Linked DNA regions of Homo sapiens: region 1 is linked to region 2. Evidence: read pairs that join two places in POLR2A ChIA-PET (ENCODE). Cell type or tissue: MCF 10A. All regions are shown on one strand. Each heading gives the region's core, and the rest is flanking DNA. Links, peaks and the distances in the headings are about the cores only.

Region 1 (2,913 bases), core at 269-2,768, 54 kb before region 2:
GGGTCCTACCCCTGCCCCGCTCTTACCCTTCATGTTCTTTGGAGCTTAAGGTTCTACAGAGCACAAATTTTAAAACCACCCACTCCTTCCACTTATAAATGGAAAAATAAAGTGCAAAGAAGAGTTAGAAAGATCTGCTCCTTTCTTCTTTTTTCTATTTTAAGAGACAGGGTCTCAGCTCTGTCACCCAGGCTGGAGGGCAGTGGTGTGATCACAGCTCACTGCAACCTCCACCTCCTGGGCTCAAGTGATCCTCTCACCTCAGTCTCCCCAGTACCTGAGACCACCACAGTCATGTGCCATCATGCCCAGCTATTATTATTATTTTTTTTTTATTTTTTATTTTTTTTAGACATAGGGTCTCACCATGTTGCCCAAGCTAGTCTCAAACTGGCTTCAAGTGATCCTCCCACCTCGGGCTCCCAAAGTGCTAGGATTACAGGCATGAGCCATCACACCCAGACTTTTTCTTTTTTTTTCTTTTCTTTTCTTTTCTCTTTTTTTATTTTAGACAGAGTCTTGCTCTGTCACCCAGGCTAGAATGCAGTGGTGCCATCATAGCTCACTGCAGTCTTGAACCCTGGGGCTCAGGCAGTTCTGCTGCCTCAGCCTCCCAAAATGCTAGGATTACAGGCATGAGCCACTGAGCCTGGCCTGCTTATTTCTTTTCTATCCCCCAGATCACCTAACATAGGGTACCTATAAAATACAGATGTAGCATCAATGTGGATAACTGATGAAAGGTATTAGGGCATAGTAAAAAGAACATGGACTTTGTTGTCAGAGGTGCCAGGGTTCAAGTACTATTTATTCCATTTAATAAATATGTGTCCAAAACATATTTGGACATATATGTGAACAAAACATCCTTCACAGGGCTTTTGTGAGGGGGAAGTGTGTTTAAAGTAATAATACAATAATTATCAATATTTTATTTAATAAAATAACTCTATTTTTATTGACTGAAATAATTATGATCATTTTTTGAAGATTCACTCTGTGGTAAGTACTTAGCCCAAAGGCTGGCATTTACTCAAGATAATCAGTTTCCTTGCCTCTTGCACATGAAAGCTCTTGCCCCTTGGCCCCTCTTTAAGTAAGCATTTGCGTACCTTTGGGCTCCTCTGGAAGCACATGCAGTACCACCGCCTTCTTGAACACCTGGCTCTCCCCTTTGAGGCGGATTTCACAGATATAGGTTCCCTGGTCAGCCTCTTGCACATCTTGGAGCAGGAGAGAGCCATCATTGCATAAGATGTCCCCCATCAAGTGTACGCGGTTCTGGAAGCGCCCAATAGGCACACTGAGATTGGAGTAATAGTATAGCACATATTCGTCCTGAAGGGCAAAACAGTGTTGGAGACAATCAAAAGAGGTGCCAGACCGAGGAGCCTGGATCCCAAAGACTCTGTTATGTGGGGGCAGCAGAGCTATCATCATGATCATGATCCAAAAGCATTTGGTACCCAGTTAATAAAAATAATGTGCCAGGCAACAGTCTAACTTGCACAAGCTCTGCAACTCCCTTTCTACAAAGACAAATGGAGAAATGCAGTCCACATTTTATTTCTTACAGTTTAAGGTAAAATATAGCACCCACTCTGAAGATCACTCTACGGTTTTTAACTTACAACTTTTGAAAACCATCTCTCATTTTCACCCTATTTTCTGCCACAGCCCCGGATTAGATGGCATTCAAATGCATGATCTATTTTCACTAGTGCTGTGGGTGGTGTTGGCGTAAGAATTCCAGGCATGGCCGGCTGGCTGCCACTTTTCTCATTTCTACCCTCCTCCCGGCAGCAGTATCGTAACACAAAAGGAGTCATCCACAGGGAATGGTTCCAGGCTGGGCCCTGGGGAATTCTTTTGTTTTTGGTTTTGGTTTTGTATTGTTTTCTTCTGTCACCCGGGCTGGAGTGCAGTGGCACAATCACAGCTCACTGCAGCCTTAACCTCCTAGGCTCAGGTGATCCTCCCACCTCAGTCTCCCAAGTAGCTGGGACTACAGGTACATGCCACTGCAGCCAGCTAATTTTTGTGTTTGTTTTTTTATAGAGATGGGGTTTTGCCATGTTGCCCATGCTGGTCTCAAACTCTTGAGCTCAAGTGATCACCCCGCCTCAGCCTCCCAAAGTGCTGGGATTACAGGCATGAGTTACCACACCCAGCAGAAATTCTTATTTCTACTTACACTATGGGTTTATCCCTCGTATAAAAATAAAGGCCAATAAAAATTTGAATGAGAGTAGCATTATAGGGACAACAGGGAATGTGCTCTGAGCTACAAAAACAATATTTTGTTTGCAAACATTAGGACTTTATTGTTAGTAACAAACTACTTGGGATGTTTTTCACAAATGATCCTGATATACGAGTATCTATACAGACTGTCTGATGAGGCTTAATACACTGTTCCTCACTCCAAAGAGCTCCATGAAAGAACCTCGCCCACCATGCTGCATCTGCTAATCCCAACACTTTAAGCAGCCACAAAGGAGAAAATGATGATTCCCCAGCACATACATGGAGCAGTGAAACACTGAAAGAATCTGTCCTCCTCCCCACCCCAAAAAAGATCATTGTGGTATAGTTCTTATGCCTAGGTCAGAGCTCTCCTTTCTAGAACCTCGGAATTTACCCCTCTCACCTGCTTCTGCTACTTAACAAAGGGTAGAGATAAAGGAAGGAAACTCAAAGAATTTCATGTGCAAGAACAAGGAACCTCTCATTTCAAGTTTGTGTCTCCCATCAGCCCCTTAACTACTTGAAAGGTAAGCATTACCATTATTGTAATTGCCTTCCTCTTCACAGCTCAGGAAGCTAAGATCAGCAAGGTTGAGTAACTTACTTACCCAGCTGATAACATAACCAAATTCCTGAGCTAGGACGAGGCCCAGTTCTGATAATCTC
Region 2 (2,913 bases), core at 281-2,780:
AACAGCCTCCAGCACCCGGGAGGTATAAATTTCCACAGCTGCTATAGGCCAAAGAGCTGCAATGAAAAAGAAGAAAAAGAAGGGTTAACAGGGGATGTAGTATTGTGAGAACTTCTGCTGACACTTCCAAAATAAATATCTGAGTAGGACTTAAAGTAAAGTGAAACTGAGATGCCCCATCTCCCAAACTTACTTCACCCAGAATCTACATACTCCTACCTGTATGCAGCCTGGACCCTCCCATTCCATGTGACAACTAAACTACCACACAGCAAGCCTTCGCAGTGCTTTTACTTTCTCCACAGCATTAAAGCCTCGCCTCGTGGTACTGACTTCAAAACTGTTATAACAAACTACAAACATCCGCAAATAGAATTGAAAGCATAAACAAAAAATTAAAATGAATCATAACATTGATTAGACATTACATTATGTATTAAGGTTAAGCATTATGTGTTGTATGTAAAGTGGTCTCCTAGCAGGTAAGTTTTCCAGATGGGTCCTTAGGTGGATTTCATACTGTTACTAGTCTATTGCAGAAACTGAATTAATCAACTCCAGACAGCTTATGTTTGCCTGCACCCCTAGAACCTTTGTACCACGTGGCATTTTTTTAAACTTGATATTTACATTTAGAATGTGTGTGTTGGGGCACTTTCAAAATCACAGTAGGTCTCTCTCTAACAATCTCCACTTTCCTGGTGTTGCTGAGAGTCACAGACAAGACCCACACACAGAAATCCAAATGCCAAGTCCTGCCAGCAGTGGGAGGTTGAGAACAGCCACACACAAAAAAATGGCATGTAACCTGAGATTAGAAAGCCCTCTCTGTGCCTGAATCACTGGCAGCTGAACACACCTAAACCTGTTTGTCCGAGAGCAGTTCTCCAAAAACAGTCCACCAACTTTGGTTTCAGTAAAACCCAAAGTAAAACAAACTGTATCTGTGGCTCAGGCTCCCAAACAAAAGTCTTGCAACTTCTAAGACAATTAGCTAACTTTATAGAGTGAGCAGTGAAGGAGGAAACTCTGAGAGAAGCCCGCCGGCTCTTACCTGTGAGCTGTATGCCAAGGAGAAGAAGCACCGCACGAGTAGAGCTCTTGCCATACATGAGGGAAACCCAGCCTTGGCCCCAGAGACCGGACGGGGCAGACCGAGGGCTCCAACACCCTGCCAAGGCCACTCCGGGAGGAGCAAGCACCGCGTTTTCCCAGAGAGAGGAGTTTGAGTTGAGTTCCTCACCTGTGCCTGTGACTCAGCCCGCTCTGCCTGTGCACTTTTCTGAAATGAAAGGTGGGGCCTCAGCTCCCAATGCCCTCCTTCCTTTCCTCTCTCCCGCCCTCTACACGAACGAGCATGAGCACGTCTGCACAAAGGTCCCAAACTCCCGCAGTCCTCTCTTTACTTTCAGTTAATCTGACTGGGCTCTGGCCTCTAGATGGCCTCGGAAACAGCCAGAGGAGGTGGTGCCAGTCTGAAATGTCCCAGACTGTTATGGGTTTGGCCCCCACACGCCCTTTTAAAACAGGCTTTAGGCTTGCCTGGGAAGTGAATGTTGAAACTGTCCTGCAGTGATTCCACTTCTCAAAGCACCACCCCAGGGCCACATTCACTTGGGACTGGATTCGATACAATTTCAAAACGGGAGTCGGAATTCCTTAGGACCCTCTGTGGACAAAAAGCTGATACCCCTGTTACCACAAGGATTCCTGCACTTCTTCTAGTTTGTAGCTTTCCAGGAGACCTGGCAGAAACAACAAATCAAATCTCCATGCTTAACAATCCTTTACCTTTGAAGACTTTAAAAACAAATGAGGACACCATCCCTGCTCATTCACCCTGCCATCCGAGTGCAATCTACAAAGTGCTCTCCTGCTGATTGTTTCATCTCCATTAACGCCCTTGTGAAGCATTCCCATTCTACCAGTGAGGACGCTAAGAACCCGAGGAAGGTAAATGATTTGCCCAAGGTTGCACAGCTACCATGTGGCAAAACCAGAACTTTTCTTAAAAATCTAGCGTTCTTTCCACCAAATAACAGCTAATATGAACAATCAGACATGGGGCTCTCAAGGAAAAGGTTTTCATGATAACTTTGTTGTGCCTCGGATTTCATCTGTCATTTTTTGAATAGCTAAATGACTGAGAAGTCTAAAGAGCTGAGGAATCTAAACGAGAAAAGATGCCTCCTTGTCTGGAAAGAGGGTGGGTCATCTTTACAGATTAATGAAGCGGCACAGAAACATCGGTAGGAGGGGGATGAAGATTACACATGCAGTTAAGAAGTAGGCTGGGCTGGGAATCTAACCCTGAAAAAAGACAGATTGCGTTTATCCCTGGATTAGCAGTCTAGAAACTCTTCAGTCACTCATAAAATCTTCTAGCTGAATCCAGAGCAGAAAGGGTGGCAGGAACAAGAGAAGGCGGCAGGCTGAGTAGAAAAAAATAAAACATCATAAAGAGGGAAGAAAAGAGAAAATTCTACCAAAAGAGAGGAGAATGCAGAAGTGCAGAAAACAGAAAGCAACAGGAGAAAGATGACATGGGCATGGAGCAAAAACAGGTAGACAACCACAAAAATCCATTGTGTTGGAACTCAGAAAGCAGAGGTGGCCCCAAATGCAGACCAGCTGTGTGCTAGTGAAAATCTGTTGCATGGTGAGAGTTTCTGAAAACTGTGTGGCGTCTTTGTCAGATTCTAGTTCAGAAAGGGACCTAAAATCAGTCTGCTGGGGGAACCTTTCAGATGTTGGTGAGGAAGGATAAGATACAGCCTTTCTGGTATGTAGGTCAGAAGAGTTCAGCTCCAGGACCCTGAAAGAAAAAGAGTTAAGGAAACTTGATCTTGGTTGGCTTCCAACTTTGCAGGGAAATACAGCTACAGAGGAAGGAGAGGTAGAGCCAGGATTTTG

Evidence for each region. ChIA-PET counts read pairs that join two places held together with the same protein. Peaks named below come from ENCODE experiments on the same cell type or tissue, not always from the same donor. Only the 100,000 strongest peaks of a DNase experiment are listed, where the experiment ranks them.
Region 1: POLR2A ChIA-PET joins it to region 2 with 12 read pairs; 11 of 35 experiments call an interaction of 5 or more read pairs at or near these places.

Annotation. Positions count from the first base shown.
Region 1 is chr11:118,209,375-118,212,287 of GRCh38, forward strand. It overlaps JAML (junction adhesion molecule like), which reads right to left. Exons shown (of 10, transcript NM_001098526.2): 4 at 1,113-1,338. Among named protein-coding and RNA genes, the nearest start is that of JAML, 14 kb to the right of the region's middle. RefSeq lists a silencer at 2,900-2,913. In MCF 10A, for the core only: no CTCF peak of the experiment used is centred there; no DNase peak of the experiment used is centred there.
Region 2 is chr11:118,263,042-118,265,954 of GRCh38, forward strand. MPZL2 (myelin protein zero like 2) reads right to left here and starts at 1,256. Exons shown (of 6, transcript NM_005797.4): 1 at 1,055-1,256; 2 at 1-56. The coding sequence starts at 1,112. RefSeq lists an enhancer at 1,008-1,057. In MCF 10A, for the core only: no CTCF peak of the experiment used is centred there; a DNase peak (open chromatin) is centred at 1,420.